Regions from separate parts of the Mus musculus genome. Here region 2 is linked to region 1. A link is a loop called in an ENCODE intact Hi-C map of the cell type or tissue named here. Cell type or tissue: heart. All regions are shown on one strand. Each heading gives the region's core, and the rest is flanking DNA. Links, peaks and the distances in the headings are about the cores only. Region 1 overlaps Mpped2 (metallophosphoesterase domain containing 2). Region 2 has its middle 67 kb from the start of Gm39902.

The links. A loop is a pair of places that touch in the nucleus more often than their neighbours do. Peaks named below come from ENCODE experiments on the same cell type or tissue, not always from the same donor. Only the 100,000 strongest peaks of a DNase experiment are listed, where the experiment ranks them.
Region 2: a loop joins it to region 1, with 2.5 times the contacts of the local background. A loop is called at or near these places in 2 of 42 quality-filtered maps.

The regions. Positions count from the first base shown.
Region 1 is chr2:106,803,375-106,812,497 of GRCm38, forward strand. All of the region lies in intron 4 of Mpped2 (metallophosphoesterase domain containing 2), which reads left to right. It also overlaps Gm22813. Among named protein-coding and RNA genes, the nearest start is that of C130023O10Rik, 10 kb to the right of the region's middle. In heart, for the core only: no CTCF peak of the experiment used is centred there; no DNase peak of the experiment used is centred there.
Region 2 is chr2:106,884,707-106,893,829 of GRCm38, forward strand. No RefSeq gene overlaps it. Among named protein-coding and RNA genes, the nearest start is that of Gm39902, 67 kb to the right of the region's middle. In heart, for the core only: no CTCF peak of the experiment used is centred there; a DNase peak (open chromatin) is centred at 3,665; H3K27ac peaks cover 272 bases.

The DNA of each region.
Region 1 (9,123 bases), core at 698-8,697:
TTTGAGGTCCATTCTCATTCAAACCACCACAAGCTTATTTCCCCATATACCTCTCAGTCTCTGTTCTTCTCCTGCCCTTTCACTTGCCCTCTTTCTTCCTCTAGGTAGTTTTGTTTCTACCTTCACTTTAAATTTGAATTTATTATTATTGTAATTATTTATTTTGGTGTGTGTGTGTGTGTGTGTGTGTGTGTGTGTGTACATAAGGGCATAATGTATGTAGGGGGTATATGTGCCATGGACTATATATGGAGATCAGAGAAACTCTGGAGTCTGCTCTTTCCTTCAGCCCTACATGGGCTCTAGGGATTGAATTTAGGTTACCAAGCTTATTACAAGTACCTTTACCTGCTGAGCCATCCTGCTAGCCCTTGCTTCTATGTTCATGATTATATATATATATATATAAAATCTAAGATCCACAAGTGAGAGCAAAAGACAATGTTCATTTTTCTGAGACCAACTTAATTCACTAAATATAATAATCTCCATTTACATCCACTTTTCATTCAAACAATATAATTTTATTATTCTTAATGGCTGAATTATATCTTATCGTGTATATAAACCACATTTTTCATGTTCCACTGTTGATGGACGCCTAGGTTAGTTTCATAAATTAGCTGTTATGAATAATACTGCAACTAAGCATTGACGTATAATTATCTCTGTGATACAGTGAGTAGGAATTCTTAAGGTAAATACCTAGGAGTGATGTAACCCAGTCATAGGGAAGAACTACTTTTAATTTGTTGAGCAACCCCCAACCTGATTTTGACACAGGTTTGAGTAGTTTACACTTCTACTAACAATCTATAAGGGTTCCCTTTCCCCCTTTCTCTACATTGAAGTTTTTAATCTCTGTAGTATGAAACACGGACGAAAACCAATTACTTAAGGCTGCTCTACCCCCCAAAAGATAGAGCAAGCAAGATCCAAAATGAAGACATGGAAGAAACTGAAATGAATAAAATTAAGAGAAATCAATGAAACAGAATGTAACAGAATTAAAACTTGTTATTTGAAAAAAAAAAAATCAAACTGATGAGCCCTTACTGATCAAGACTATAAACCATTAGTATGAGGAATGGAAAGGAGTTCTCACTACAAAGCTTTGGAACTCTGAAAAGATAAGAGGGGTTCATGAGCAACTTTATGCTGACAAAATTTGAAACTTACAGTAAGTGCACAACTTTCTTTAAAAAATACTAAAAAGGAAAAAGGATGTGCACAAAATAAAATACAAAATTTGAGTGTCTCGATATAATAATTAAACTGATTTCACTTCAAAACCTTTTATTATGAAAAGTAAGTCACAGTATCTTTAATGATGAATTTCATCAACTATTTAGAAGAAAGACCACTTCCCATCTTACTTTATAGTCAACATACCATCTAAGAAAGAGAACAAAACTTATAGGAAACTATGTTACACCATGAGCAGACACTAAGATACTATATAAAACACTCACAGATCAAATCCAAAAACATGCAAAACAAAACAAAGAACAAAAAAAAATTCCTAACATACTAGTCTAGCTTTAATTTATCCCAGGAAAAGAGTCTGGGTGTACCATTTGGAAGGATTTGGAAGGGAGGAGGGGAAAAAGAAGGGAAGAGGTTGGGAGGGAGTCAGCAATGAAAGACAGAAGGAGGGGTACAGAGGGAGGGAGGAAGGGAGGGGATAAAGGAAGGAAGGAAGGAAGGAAGGAAGGAAGGAAGGAAGGAAGGAAGGAAGGAAGAATAAATCAGTCAGTCTAATTGCTTCCATTAGCAATAAAGGACTAAAGAGATTGCTCAGTGGTTAAGAGCACTGGCTGCTCTTCAAGAGGACCCAGGTTCAATTCTCAGCACCTACGTGGCAGCTGACAGCTATCTGTAACTCTAGTTCCTGGGGATGTGACATTGTCACACAAACACACATGCAGGCAAAACATCATTGCACATAAAATAAAAATACACAATAAGGGAGAAAATGCATCTGAGTTTCCTCCTCGCTCAGTAGGTGAAGAAAAAAATCTTTTAAATTCAACCCTATTCATGATTTAAAACTCTTAGATTCTAGACTCAAGTTCTGGATCCCATACGTATTGGTTTTTGAGCCTTGCAGACCCACCCCTCGAGAACCATTTCTTGAGACTATAGAGATGACTCTGCCTTTAAGAGCAGCTACTGTTCTGGCAGAGAAGCCAGATCTAGCTAGTTCCCAGCATCTATGTGGTGGCTCACAACTATCTGCAACTCAGGCTCCAGAGACTCCAACACTCTCCTGGCCTTTGTGGGCATGGGGCACATGCATGCATAATGTATACAAGCATTCATGGAAGAGAAACAAGCTAAACATATTCTGCAGACGTATGCCAAGTACAGTTCAAAAGGAGGGTTAAGAAGATTCATACTGTGGCCCTATCAAACTTGAAAGAAAACTTGTTGGTTGCATGTTATAAACGGGTTTGTTGTCCTTCGGAAAGCCATGGCAGGTGGATTTAGGAGGAAAAGAGAGCCAGTGAGAAAAGATAAACAGCCCAAAGACAGCCTTCTGAAGCTGTCTCGGTGGTAGAAACGTACCCTTGCACTGTTTAGAGTTTTATTCGGAGGTTAATTTAGCTGTTAGCTATGGAGAGCCTGTTCCATGCAGTGTCAAACACAACCCTATGTGCTGGAGACACGGGCATGAACGAAGCAAGTCACTGACCCTGGGGGACCTTGTAAGACACTTAGTAAAGAGGGGGAGATAAGCAAATGAAGTAAGAGCTAATTTTGTAAGATTGCTTTGGAGACAGACACTGGGAGCAGCTGGTCTGGTTTGGGTGGGGAAGGAGATGCGTCAGGGAGACTGGGAAGAACCGGGAAGAGGATCTCTCAGGTGTGTCCACAGACAAGAGCAGTGCTAGTAGGAGCTAAGAGCTTAGAATGTGTAGGCAATTGCCTGGCCCTAGAACTCAGTGTGTGGTGGACTAAGAGCTGGCTGTCAGGGTCAGAGTGCTTTGTGAAATTGTCTGGATTGCATCCTGTGCTTCTGGGGAAACGTGGTTTTGTTGTTGTTGTTTTGTTTTGTTTTGTTTTGTTTTTTTCCTTTTGGAAGAATGCTAGATTCAGTGCATACTAACACGAGGGTATTGAGGAAGGAAAGGAGGCCAGGATAGCAAGTGGGAGTACTGCAGTTATCTGCAGTAGTAGGACTAAGGTTTTTACTTTACTTGAGATAGGCTGAGATATTAACAATGAGAGATTTAGGACTTGTGGGCTCAAAGCAGGTGAGAACTTGAACTTCTGTCCTGCTGACTTGCATGAAGTGATTCTTGCCACTTGATAATGTACTGGTGATGGTTTTCGAAAGGTGCCTGTTGTGAAAGATGTTTATTTACTCAGGCTGCAACTGGACACCTTCTGTAGATAGGTAGCACATTTAAAGTTTCTCTCTGACATTAACTTATGGAGAATCTTAGAGACTGGAAACCTAAATGTGTATGATGAAAGAAGAGAAGGCAGAAGAGGTGGAGAAAGCCAGAGAGAGGCAGCCATTGTCCTGGGCTGCAGGGCACATGGCTAATGAGGAGTAAGAGGAACCTGGCAGTGTAAATAAGACATTAGGCCCTCAGGTGGAAGGAAAGGGAGGCGGTTGGTGTGGCTCCAAAGAGCACAGGGACCAGGGAGTTAAGTCTATGGGTGACAGGAAGACATTGAATGTCTACTTTCCAGATAGTGTTTGGTGCTTATTAAAGGAGTTTGCTTGCTTGAAAGACCATGCTGGGCCGGTAGGCTCTCAGATAATGTGAAGGAAGAAGTTTTTCAGAGTTACTGATAGAATGCTCATCTGCACACAAGCCCTGGGTTTGATCCAGAGCCCTGCAAATTAATAATAGGGAAAATAAAAGGCAGAGAGAAAAGGACTAAAGAAATGGGATCATGGCCTCTTGTTTATCATGAACTGTCTACATGGCTGTCCACTGTCATGGTGGACCATCCTTTCATAATTTTAAGTGTGAAATGATAATTTAAAAAGCATAAGAGAATATGCTAAACTAAAAGTGGATAGAATGATGACAAGAGATGGATAAAAGAATTCAGGTGCAGAGAGAGCCAGCATATTCTCACACGAGCAGGCACGACTCTTTGAGCTGACGTGGCTGCAGACAGTGTATTTGGTGTTACTTGACGGACGTGGTTCAAGGTAGGCTGAGAGTGTTGTCCATACATAGGCTTCTCTGGGCACCTTCCCAGACACAGAAGGAAATCCTGGGGTTAGCGCATACTCTTTTCTTAGAAGTTTGTCTGTTTAATACTGTCAGGTTCATATGTTCAGTGGGGATGGTCTACTGATCAATGGAAAGTGTGGAAGGAGGAGCCATTGTGGAGATAATGGCATCTGTGCTGGCAACACCTTGAACTTGGAAGTTTACAGTGCTGCAAGCCCAAGCCCGGGGAAGGACTAGACTTGCCTTTCCATTTCATCTTGGTAGCCACCCCTTCTTAAGCACCTCTAGCACTGCAGTTGGAGGCTAGAGTCAAAGAAACTAATTAATCCCCATGATATTAACCCTATCAGGAGAGGCGGGATTAACTTGTATCTGTCTATTGTATGGCAGTTACATCTCTGATTCTGACTTGCTTTTTTTATTTAAAGAAAGAAAGAAAGGAAAGAAAGAGAGAAAGAAAGAAAGAGAGAGAGAGAGAGAGAGAGAGAAAGAAAGAAAGAAAGAAAGAAAGAAAGAAAGAAAGAAAGAAAGAAAGAAAGAAAGAAAGAGAGAAAGAAAAAGAGGAGGAGGATAGTATCCATTTATCCCCCATTAGATTGTTGGCTCTGGACACTGGATGAGTTTGTACATACCAACTTTCAAGTTCCTTACTTGTCAGTCTGTGTTCAATGAACATTGATCATCATTTTATATCACTATCATCATTTTATACTATTTTTTACATATCTATTTTATATGTATGAGTGGTTTGCTCACATGTACATTACAAGGGTGTGCCTAGTGCCCATAGAAGTCAGAAGAAGGCATCAGCTTCCCTGGAACTGGAGTTACAAATGATTTTGTGACCCACCACATGGGTGCTTGGAATTGAACTTAAGTCATTTGCAAGAACAAGTTCTCTTAACCACTGAACGGTCATTAGTATATTCTTAATCTTTTTAAAAAGAGGGGGTCTTCTCTTAAGAAAAAGGCACACGGGACATGCGAAACAAATGCACACATGTGCGGTCACTAAGACCTACGCTTCTTTTGGTCCGACCAAAGGCCAATCACGTGCAGGAGCTGCTAGTGTATATTTATTCAGACATCAATCCTAATCACTTCCTTGCCGCTTCGGCAGTAGGGGCATTGTAATTCTATTTTTATCGGTTCCTTCCTGTGACCCAGACATTCAAAATAGCATGAGTAAGGATCAAAAATATCTTAATGGGTTTGGTTCCCAGAGATATCAGTGACCAAAGGAAGAGCTTTGCAGGAATTTCTTCCTGAGATGATAAGAAGGGTAAGGAAGGAAGAAGAGGGAGGGACCCCCTTAAGAAGGAGGGTCCCCAAGTCCAGGGCTGTATGTCTATAGGGGCAAAAAGCCACAACTGCATATCAGTGCGATGCAAGGACCCTGGGGAAGCAGAGCGCCATGCTCCCTATTTCCAGGTCTGTGCTACCATTATGTAATTGCTGAAGGTAATGTCGCCATTCTCCAGGTAACCATCCTTTTGATGAGTAGATTTCCTGGTGTGGTTACATTGCTCAAACATGTGCAAACGCAGCATTCCCTCTGCTGCTAGCATTTCTGTTTGGATATTTTGTCTGGGCGTCTTGTCCTTCTCTTTATGACCTCCACCCTTCTTTCTTTTATGTTACTTCTTCGTGTTCTCCTACTCTCGCTTAGCTTCCTCCTTCTTTGAATAACGTTTTATATTCAAACCCATTGTCACTGGTAAGTAATCACAGTTTAGAAGCCAGGAGAAAGAAAATGGAATCACTGGAGGATCAAGTAGGCTGAGTCTGATGAAGCAAGACTTTGCCGATACACTCCTAGACAAAGGGGTGAAAGAGCAGCCCTTCCTGGAGAAAACCACAGGGCTCACTGTACTACCCAACGTTTTCAGCACGCTTTGCTAGTTTTCATTTAATTTAGCATAAATCGAAGAGAAGTGGGTTAAGAAAAAAAAAAAAAGAAAGGAAAAGAAAGAAAGAAAATGGAATCAGAAGAACATCTAGTGCCACCATTGTGCAGTGCAGGGTTTCCCGAGCTGTAGCAAGTGTGCCGGTAGTGAGTGTGACATAATCTTAGGCCGTGCCTGGTTGCACACTTCTTTCGGTAATTTGGCATTTTTACATGCCTGCTGAAAAGTGTATGGGTGTGTGCAGGACTTGTAATTTCATGGATATTGCCGTTTAGGGTGAGGATAAATTTATTTAAGTAATAAAACCAAGTCTGGATTAGAGAAATATTTAGTAAACATAGGCCAGGTGTTATGCAGATGTGGCAAATGAGTCACGGTTCTAGCACTTCAGTGCACAAGCTGGAGACACTGTGGTAGCACATGCGTCCTTTTGACTTCAGTGAGGGCTGGTTGGGGAACTCTGGAGGGCACAGGTTGTTGGTCAGTTCTAACTCACCTCTGAAGAGCATCTGCACCATCTCACCTCAATTCTGTCATAGCTCCAGTGAGTCTCTCTCAGAGGTAAGGGATGGAGATGTATCTAACCTCCTCTTAACCTAGCCAAAAATTTGCCACAGCTGCATGGCTTGATGAAAGCCCAAGGCGTGCGCAATAATTCTGCAGCAGCAACTTGCATTTTTAAACATTTAAACATGGATAGCAGGTGTGGGTGTTATGCTAGTGTGACTCACAGATTTGAGTATTTACACACTGGGATGTTTGTTTGTTTTTTTAGAGTTGAAGCATATTTCAGTCTGAGCCCTTGACCCTTGACTTGAGAAGTAATGGGTCTCGGCTCCTGATTACAGATCTCTGGTCAGGGCCTTTTACACAGTCTGTTTGGAACATACCATGTTGGGGATCAGTCAGGCCCTCCATAGCAGGACATGCCTCTTTTCTCTGACCTTGCCTTAGGGTCCCCGAGAACAGGCTTTGGCTTCCTTGTGAGACGTGCCACAGCTGCTTCTGCTGAGAGCTTGTTACTGCTCAGGAAGCTGCCCCTTGCAGGGAATTCCACCTGGACGCTCACTTCTCCACAGCCCTGGCATTTCCTGCAGAAAGCTCTCACCTCTGTCTTGAGGCTGTAGACAGCCTTCATCCCCATCCAGCCTGCTGAGGCGCTCTCCTTGCTCCCTGTCCCAACATCCATCAAGCTTTTTGCCTTGAGAGAAAGCAAAACCTAGACAAGGAAAAGGTAGCAGCGTTTCTAGAAACTTCTGTTTAAACCATTGTGTGTAAACACTCCCGAGGCAGATGAACACAAAGGCTTTCCTAGAATAAAGGATTGGGAGAAAACACAGGCTGGTGTTCCTAGTAACTGTTTTTTGCAATGTGTAAAGTAAAAATGTTGAAGCTTATACATGTACCCAAAGTATATGCCATACTGTTATGCACACTCTCAGTGTTGCTGTGCTCAAATGTGCAGAGTATTAAACATGGCAGTCCAACCCAGTTTGTTCAGAATTACAGACTCTAAATGTCTTGCTTGTTTGGGTTTTAATGACCATATTTTTCAAATACTTTTTATCCAGAAACACATTAGGTGTTTGGGGCTGAAACCATGCTTGGTTTCAGATTTTGAAAAAGCCTTTCAAAGGGGAGAAGAATGTCTTGAGATATTTGCCTTCGGACACTATCACCCTGAAACTGAACCTGATAAGTTGTTAAGTCTATAATCTTATACAATTATAAGTCATAAGAGTAAGCTGATGAAAAACGGGCATTACGCCATAACATAGAATATACCTAGAGTATTCCTGAGAATATTCCTAGAATATTCTCTGAGTTTGATCAGAGACTTTTCTGATAAGCACAATAGCTCAGCAGGTCTCTGTCTGGTGGCAGAAAATAAACACTTGAAATGCCAACCATTTGTTCGATTGACTGGTGCTCTAAGCTTCAAAATGGTTTCTTTAAATCCAGTACATTAAGAAACTAAAGGAAGGCTGGAGAAATGGCTCCACAGATAAAAGCATGCACTGGCTGCTCTTCCAGAGGTCCTGAGTTCAGCTTCCAGCAACCAGAGTGGCTCACAACCAACTGCAATGGGATCTGATGCCCTCTTCTGGTGTGTCTGAAGACAGGTACAGTGTACTTATACATAAAATAAGTGAATAAATATAAAAAGAGGAGAGGGAGAGGGAGAGGGAGAGGGAGATATCTCAGTCTGTAAAGTGATTTCCCTACAGCATGTGTACCTCAGTTGATCCCTGGGAATCTTTTAATCCCAGCCCTGGGGAGGCAGAGTCAGGAGGAGCCCTGGTACTTTGTGGACAGTCAGTCTAGTCAAACAAACTTAGAAGAGAGAGAAAGGGATGGAGAGGGAGACCTCGAGCCCATGCAGGAGGACACACATGTCCACACATTACTCATGGCAAAGTGAAAAAATAGAAATAAAGAGCGACGTAAAGAGGAGCAAGTCCAGGCTCAGCTCTCAGAGGCTACATGATTAGTGCACATATAGTTTACATATATGTCAATGTAATTAATCCAATTTTGTTGAATTTTGCTATATTCCAATCTGTGCTGTAATAGATTAAAACAATTCTCTTTGATTTGTTTGTTTGTTTGTTTAGACACTGGATGAGCAAATTTCAACTCAGTCATTCTCTGAGCTACATTTTCTAAAACTTTGGGGACCAGATGATGGTTTCTCCTCCCCTTCCTCCTCCTCCTCCCCTTCCTCCTCCTCCTCCTCTTCTTCCTCCTCCTCCTCCTCCTCCTGTGCCTCCTCCTTGTCCTCCTTTCCCTTCCTCGTCCTCCTCTTACATCTCTATCTCCTCTACCCCCTACTCCTCCATCACTTCCTCCTTCTCCCTGCTCCTTCTTCTTCTTATCTCTTCCTTTCTCCCCCTCCCAATTTAGGGGTAATTTTATAACGGTCAGGACTTCTATGCTCCAAGTAGTAGTCACTTTATCATAAACTGTCCTGAACTGGACTAGAATGTGCTGTGTATTTGAAACAATTCAAAGGTGTG
Region 2 (9,123 bases), core at 496-8,495, 81 kb after region 1:
GAGAATTAGGATTGCTTCTCTCTCTCTCTCTCTCTCTCTCTCTCTCTCTCTCTCTTGTTTTTTGTTTTTGTTTTTTGTTTTTTGAGACAGGGTTTCTCTGTGTAGCCCAGGCTGTCCTGGAACTCACTTTGTAGACCAGGCTGGCCTCGAACTCAGAAATCCACCTGCCTCTGCCTCCTGAGTGGTGGGATTAAAGGCATAGAATTGCTTCTCAAGTTGTTCCCTGACGTCCAATTTTAAGCCACCTCAACGCAAAATAAATAAATGAAACTTTTAAACAATAGTAAGCCTTTTCTTATCACTTTCTGTTTTATAGCCTGGGATGATAATAGAAAATAATTCCAGACCAAAGTCAGAAGACTCGTGTGCTTTTAATATTCACGGTCAAGAGTCATCGTGTGTATATGGAGGCGCTGGTGAATGCATGGGCATGGAAACTGTGCAAGGAAGAGAAAAGCCAAAAACCGGAGCAACACAAGCACAGCCTTGATTTATGGAATCATAGCAGAGAGCCACTGAAGAGAGGCTCACCATCTCCACAATTGTGTTAGGAAAATGCCTGCCTTCCCTCCTCTCTCCTTCCCACTCTTCACTCCACTGTGCCCCTCTGAACCCCTGTCTCTCTCCTCCTCTCGCTGCTCCATCTCCTCAGCTTCCTTCTTGCTCTCCTCCTCCTCCTCCTCCTCCTTCTCTCTCTCTCTCTCTCTCTCTCTCCCTCCCTCCCTCCCTCCCTCCCTCCCTCCCTCTCTCTCTCTCTCTCTCTCTCTCTCTCTCTCTCTTTCTTTTTGTCTTTATGAGACAGGCTCTCATTAGTATAGCCAGACAATCCAGAAACTCGAAATCATTCTCCCTCTTCAGTCTCCAGAGGGTTGGGATTACAGGTGTCTGCCAGTGTATAATCACATTTTTTTGAGCCAACCATATAGCTTATATAATATGTAACTCCAAAGAAATCATCAGCTTAAATCAGGACCATAAATCTATAAAGCATTCACAAAGAACATAGCAGAAGATTCTCCTGCTCTAGAATGAGGCAGACTTCTGATCTATGACGACGCCTAATCCCTGAAAGAAAAAGTCGAATTTGATTTAAAAAAAAAAAAAAAACCTGCTGCATCAAAGATATGCTTTGAGAAATGAAAAACAAGCTATGAACAGGGAAAAACAATTATCAAATGATATGTCCAAAAATGCATATTATGGCTGTAATCTATAGGAGTTTTAAAATTCAATCAAATCAAAATAAATAAGATAGTAACAAGCACTTGACTGAAGAAGGTAAGTGGGCGGTAAGTTGATGGCAGCTGCGTTCAACAGTGTCAGTCTGAGGGAAATACAAATGTAGATTCAAACCACAGTGCGATGTCACCATATGCCTATTCAGTCAGCTAAAAAATGTTCGTTAACCAGCTAATCATTGGCAAAAAATGAAAACCGCCAACACCAAGAGCATAGGACAATGAGATTTCTCACATTTTACTTCCTGTGTCAGAAAAAGCAAAGCCCCTAATAATATTTTGCAATTTTCTATCGATTCACTTAAACATATATTTACTGTATGCACCAACAACCCCAGTCTCAGGTATTCACGGTAAAGAAATGAGGACATTATGTTCACACAGAAAGAGACACATAAATACATATAGCATGTTCATTCACAGCATCAGAACACAACCCAAGTCTATTTTATGAGGTGAATGGATAAATAAACTGTGGTCTACCCATATGGTGGAATATTACTTGGAAATTAAATGGAGCAAACTATTAACATATACTATGGAATAAATTCATGTCAAAGGTAATATCCCGAGTAAACGAAAAGTCTCAAAATGTTCCTTTTTGTGCTTCTACTGATGGGAAGACAGCACTCTAGGATTGCTGTTGCCAGGGGTGAGGGCGAGAACAAAGGATGGCTGCAAAGGTGTATCTCAGGTAAGGGTTTTGAGGATGAAGACACTGGTTAACATAGAGGTTACATAAGTCCACACATATTCAAATCCACAGAGCAACATCCCAGTAAGGTATTAAGCTGTTGAAGTTAAAAAAAATAAGAGAAAAAGAATCAAGGAATTTAGCAACTGATTCCCTCAAAAAACCCCAAATCATTCTAATTGTGAAAAATAAGATACAATAACCTAAAACTTTATTTTTAAATTTATTTTTATTGGACACATTTATTGAGCACTGCCTAGGTGCCCACATTATCTCAGATGAAGGAGATTGTCTCTCTCATTATAAGCCCTGGTGAGATCTGACATCATACGCAGGGGCAGCATAATGTGTCAAATAGCTAAAGGCTATAGTGAGCATGATGAAGAGTAGAAGGTTGTGCTGCTGCCATTATATGCAGGGTGGTCATGGAGAATGGCTGAACCATGGACACACACACGCACACAAAAGACAATGTTTGTAAATGTCTGGAGGATAAATATTGTAGATGTGGCTGGGAGGGGGATGCAGAAATGGCTCAGTTGGTAAAGTCTTTGGTATGTAAACAGCCTGAATTCAGGTCCACAGAGCCCACATAGAAGAGCAAAGTGCAACAGTGTGCATCTATTGTAGCCCTGGCAAGGCAGAGATATCCTGAAAGTGTGCTGGCCAGCCTGCCTAGCTGAATTGGTGGGCTCCAAGTTCAATAGGAGTCTCTGGCTCAAAAAAAAAAAAAAACAAAAAACAAAAAACAAAACAAAACAAAACAAAAAAAAACAATGTGGAAAGTTGCTGTAGATTTCGTCTAAAGCTACTTATGTTAATTGGGTCCCCTGAATTGCAGAAGAATTCGCATATCTGCACGTAAGACACCGTCCCTGCCCCCAGTTGGCTTTGATTGGTAAAGTTGCCAGAGGCCAACGGCTTAGAAGAGAGACAGAGGTGGGACTTTTAGGATTCTGGAACAAGGAACAGAGGAAGGAGAGGAAGAGAGTTAGCCACCATCCCGGGAAAGGAGTAGCTGCCTCTCCTGAGAAGGAAGGACAGCGAGGCAGACAATATGGAAGAGCCATGGAAGAGCAGCCCCATGGGCCTCCACAACTGGGTCTAGGGCAACAAACATGGAATACAGACTTTAGTAATAACTCAGGAGAGGAGGTGTTAGCCACGTGTAGGTTTGGGAGTGGTGCAGCCAGAGAGCTGTTTAAGACATATTAAAATATAAGGTTGTGTGCGTGCATGCTTGTGTGTGTGCATGCATGCATGCATGCATGTCTTTCATTCAGGAACCCAGTAGCAAGGAACACTCCACTGCCAGTGGAACAATTTGAGTAGAATTAATTGGCAACTGCAACAGAAAGTGATGGAGCAAAACAACCTGATGTGGACCTCTGGCCTTCACAGCACTCACATGTACAGGCAAATGCATTCACTACATCTGCAGGCACATAAAGAACTAAAACAATGTTAGCTGGAACTCAAAACTCAACACAGGCCTCATCAGCCTTGTTGAAACCTAACAACAGATCCTTTTGATAAGAAATACAATGTGAAACCACTGTCCTCATCAAGCTTCTTCAGAAAGATGGAATCATTAAGATACAGGAGAGAGGATTTATTAGATAGATGCACATGGAAGTTGGAGAGCTCCCACGATGGCTCCCATGATGGCTTGCACAATGGCTGTCTGTAGGCCGGAAAGTCAGAACAATCGGTAGCTGCTTGTTCCAAAAAGCAGGAAGCCTCAGAATACAAGAAAGGCCAGTGATGCAGCCCAGTCCAAGGTGAAAGCCCTGAAAGGCCCCCGGGGAACCTCCGGGGAGAGTCCCTGCTCAAAGGCTGAGATACCTAGAATCTGGTTTCCACCAGAGACAGCAATACAAAAACACCCACCAAAGAAACAAGACACATCCAGGAAAGTAAAGGTCTTGTTCTTTGACCATTCTTGTTCATAAGGGCCCTTCTTCTGGCTGGTACTGCCCACATTCAGGGCGGGTCCTCCACATCAGTTATCGGACTCACATAAATTCTCCTCTGGAAACTCACCGATATACCCAGCCAAATTATTGACCAATTTCAAGACATTATTCAAAGCAGTCGGGTTGACAGCCACAACTAATCAGTACAGCCACCAAATCAAACTGTCACTGTAAAGACTTGGTTTAGTATAAGATCTAGAAAAAGATAATTCTCTGTACAAGATTTTTGTATTTAGCACCAACACTAATTTCGATCCAAGAGTCTTGTGTATTGAAGAGTCATGTTAGCCTAGAAAGTAAAGCCAAGTTCAGATAAAAGAACCATAGAGTCTGTGGCCAACATGTGCTGTGGCCCGAAAGAATCAGCTTGCCCTTTATCAAGGAAACCAAGGGAGGAGACAGTCATGGATCTTCAGGGAAAGGGTAGGTGTGGTTGTGAAGGAAGGGTAGTTCAGGTTACCTGGAGAGAGAAACAACTGCTGATTGGAGGTTGCAAACTCTAGGGGCAAACATTTAGAGCACTGGTAATTGGGAAGAATTTAGAGGAGACAAGGCCTAAACCAAAAGGATGCTGGTACCCAGGTGCAGGTGCCAAATGGAAGATAGGAAAGAAACTAGTGACAGATTACTGCCTATTCATCTGTCTTCAGTCCTGGGGAGCAAAACAACCTGAGCTGGCCATCTACACCAGTCTCAGGACACCTTTTTTCTTTCCACTGGGATAAACCAGTGGGATATACCTCTGGGAATCAGCTGCTCCTGGAGGTGATCTTGAGAGAAAGCATGCTTGAAGTGAAGGGAGTGAACTGTTCACCCATCTCTTTAGCTGCTCCAGGACTATACACTTTCCTAGACCTCAGTGGAGAAAATCCAAGCGAACATGTTCCTTTAAGAACCAGCAGCCAGCAGGGACTGGCTTCCTGCCAGTATGGAAAAGTAGAGAGCGAGACATTTAAAGCCCTATTTGAAGGCTGTCATTTTTTTTTCCCAATGACCTCAGATGGAGTGATTAATCAAGAAGCAATTCCAGAGAGAAGCCATCTCCTTTACCTACTTAAATCTCCCAGGTTAAGTTGTATTTTAAGCCCTGGATTATTTTTAGACAAGTTTGTTGCTGTTGCCTAACCCTATGTTAAAGCAATTATTGTCTGCAAGGGTCACACAGAGTTCAGTAGAACTGGAAAATTCACAGTCTTTAGTATTGATGGGGTGAGTAGCCTGGTCAGGGTCTTTTCCTTAAAGAGACAGACCAATAAGAACAATCAATATAGAGAAAACCACACGTGGCTTCCAGAGAGAAAGGAACTCTATTCTTTGTGACCTCTGGCAAACACCCTGGAATCAAAGCAGCAAGGAAAAAAAAAAAAAAAAAAAAAAGGAAGGCAGCCAACCCTCGCCTTCCCCGGGCTCAGAGAAGGTGGTTGACTTTGTTATTTGAATCTAAGTGGGAAATTAGACATCTGAAAAGCAGAGGAGACAGACCTACTATGTGTTTGGTTGCTGCTTATCTGTGGCTCTAAGCAAGTTACCTTAATCCTCACATTTGCTCCTTTGGAGCTGTTGCATGCTCAATGTGATTGCAAGTCCTTTACAGGAGAGGAAACTGAGGCTTGGGTAAGTAATCGGCTCAAGATTGCACATACCTAGTAACTGCCAGAGTCAGACTAGAAGCCAGGTCACCCTGACTACAAGATGAAGGAAGATCTTTTTACACCGTAGCCAGCACCACATAACTGGTGGGCAAAGGTTGGAAAGATGGCTCAGCAGAGGGATAGAGTGCAGCTCCTAGCACATACATGGTACCTGACAAGTTTCTGAAAACCCAAGAATCCAGTGGCAGAGGATTTAACTCCTTCTTTAGGCCTCTACACACACACACACACACACACACACACACACACACACACACACACACAATCTATTTTTCACAACAACAAAATGGTAGTTCAACAGGGGGTTGAACTTTTCTTAAGAGTTTATGAAGATATGTTATGAAACTCATCTCAGACAACCTCTTTTTCAATTGGCTTCTGAATTCACTGGAAAGATAATTAAAAGCCACACTTAAGAAGCAAAATGGCAAATGACCACGAACCCACATGGAACACACACAATTGAAATGTTTCACATATGCAGTAGTTGTTCCATCTTACAGAGGCAGAAGGTGAGGTATGTGGTGTTGTGTTCATTTTCCTTTCATAGGCAGTGTGGGTGTAGCCAGGATTCAATTCCAGGCATTGTGATAGAGAGCTTGCAGGGGCTGACCTAAGTAATAAACCTCAGCACCTGCCCCAAGTTCAAGTTCGCTTTGTGGCTGTGAGCACTGTGGAAGAAAGGGTGACTGGCTCTCACTGAAGACCAATTCCCCTCTAGCCTGTGGCTCTCAGATCCCTTAGACAAAGAACTACCTGTTGGTCTTTCCCGGCAAACCCTTTATGAAGGTAAACAGAGCCAAGGGTCCTGAGTTTCAGACCCCACTCCTTCCCAACTCCCAGGCTTCTGGTTTCATCCTGTCATAGTGGGATGGCTCAGCAGAGTGGCTCACTCCCTAGCAGAAGGAGCAGTGAAGAAGCAGACAGAGAAGGGGGTCAGGATAAAACCCTTAAAGGCCCACCATTGTCAGGGACTTGCCTTCTCTACCCACACCAAAACCGCATCCATAGCTGGTGACCAAGAACAACAGAGGGCATTTCATATGCAAAGCGCCACATGCATTGTGTGAATGTTGCACTGAGACCACCTGTATGAAGAAACTGGTATCCACTGAATATAGAAGAGAGGTGAGGCACCCAAAGAGTAGCCAGAGCCCACTACCACACAGGTAAACCTAGATGATTCTGCAGCCTCGGGCTTCAACATGAGTGAGCAGATAAAACACCAAGATAACAACCTCCAGTCAAACCATAGCTGCAAGAAAAATAATTGCTGTTTTAAGCTACTATTCTTCGAGGTGATTTGTTACACAGCAGAGGCTGACTGAAATTGCTCCTTTGAGGTTAAGGCAGGGTAGCCTTAGTTGACCCACTTCAGAGGCTGCCACAAGGCAATCATTAGCAGTGATCGCCTCTTAACCCTGTCTCCACTAACATAAATTTCACCCTGATGATTAGACTTCTAATACTTAGAAGTTGAATATTTCTGCCTATGACTCTGAAAAAAAAAAAAAAGAATCATGGGGTTTAGAGAGATGGCTCAGTGGGTAAAGTGCTTGGTGTACAAACATGAGAGCCTGAGTTTGGATCCCCAGCACTGTGTAAAAGAGCAAAGCATGATAGCACATGTCTGTAATCCCAGGACCAGAGAAATAGAGACAGGAGGAGCCTTGAGGCTCACTGGACATGTGGGCTAGCAGAATCAGTGAGCTCCTGGTTTAAAAAAATTAAGGTGGAGAGTGATTGAGGAAGGCACCTGACATCATCCTTTGGTTTCCATCCCACTTGCATACATGCTCACTGTAACGTATATTATCACAGTAAATTGTCATGTGTTGTTTGAGCTCACCAAGAAACAACCTCTGGAAGCAGAGTTTCATCTCCATCTTCATTTCAAGTCCAAGCATGTTTGTCTCCGTATCTCCCAAGGCCTCTTGTCTGGGTACAGGAAATGCCCTTAACTCTGGAAAGGAGAACAACATAGCTAGAAAACCACCCTGCCCCTGGGATAAGCTAAAAAATAAACTATTTCCAAAAGATGTTACTATGCTTGTTGCATGATAGAAAAATACCTGCAGAGGGAAAGAGAAGCTGGAAGTTCAGCCATAGAACTTTCAGCAACGAGAAGCTCAGCTGTGGTAAGGAACTTCACTGGTTACCCTAGCTGACTACCTCACCTGGCTCAGTTGATTTGTACTTGCTGTCGTGCCTTAAATGATCATGTTATTTCTGTCCATTGCTGTCTGCTCTTTTACTTGGAAGGCTCACCTAAGGGGACTCTGAGGACTCTCACTTAGCACATTTTCTATTGGGCTCTCCAATTACCTTAAAGGAGCTTCCCCAGTGGATTTCTGCTAGATGTTGAGTGCGTGGTTTGATGATGCTTTGCCATCTACCTGTCTATTCTTTACTTAATCTTTTATTTTGACTTGCTAGATAAGTGATCAATTCCCTCATTCAAAACTCCAAATATGGCGGCTGTAGATCATTCTCTAAACTATATAACAAATGAACACATGTGAACAGAGACACACACATGTAAGAACAGAAAATTTAAAAGAAAGCTAAAGGTCTTAATAGAAAATATTTGTTTGAACTTTTGCAAAATGTAATGTTCTAACTAGTTGCCTGTGTTTCAACATTTTTATACAAAATAAATTTGACAGAACTATCACATAGAGTCAGTGATGCAGGTAGGTGATTGGTACAGTCAATGATACAGCTAACACACATTGGATATGGGAGGACCTTAGAACTCTGTATTTGGCCATTAAGTTTTACTCTGATACCCCACCACTTACCTCAACCTGACAGAAGCTCCATATGCCAGAGCAAGGGCAACTAATTTCAGCATAGGAGTATGTTCTAGGAAGTAGCGAACTATGGGAACACCAGTGAATGATGGGAGACATGAAAGAGATCTTTAAAGATTATTGAAGTCTTGTCTGGCTAATTGAGAATCACTTTTATTTATTTTTTGAGACTTATTTTTAATCCAAATGTCATGAGAAGAAAGGAGGCAAAGAATTCATGAATTTCTGCACACTAGACTAACAAACACAGCCAGCCTATTTGATAATACAGGAGAAGGAAAACTAGCCCAGAGGCTTAGCATTCCACATTAACCTCAGGAGAACAGGCAATCCCTAGTTCGCCATTTTCAAATTTGAGCATTGGTCCAGTGTCTGCCTGGATGGATCTCTTTGTTTGGCTCTCTGGATGTCTGTCAAGTGTGTTTGTTGACTTGGGAGTATACCTAATCTTAATTAACTTTCCCCTGAATTCAGCGTAAGTTGTCCAAGGGTTATGTTGAAGAAGGAGGTCAGAGGTCAGCTTTCCTGACAGGAGGTCATGAGGTTCATAAACTAAATCCGTGAATCACTTCTTTGAGGCAACTGCTTGGTGGAAGAGCTCTGTTAAGAGCCAAGATTGCTCTTAATTTAATCTAGTGTAGTTGGTTCTCTGGAGAGGTGCCAAGGGGTTGTTTATGGGGATGAGGAAGTAATCAATACACCATCAGAGAGACAATTTAAGTCATGTTCATCTTAAGGAGGGCAGGTCTT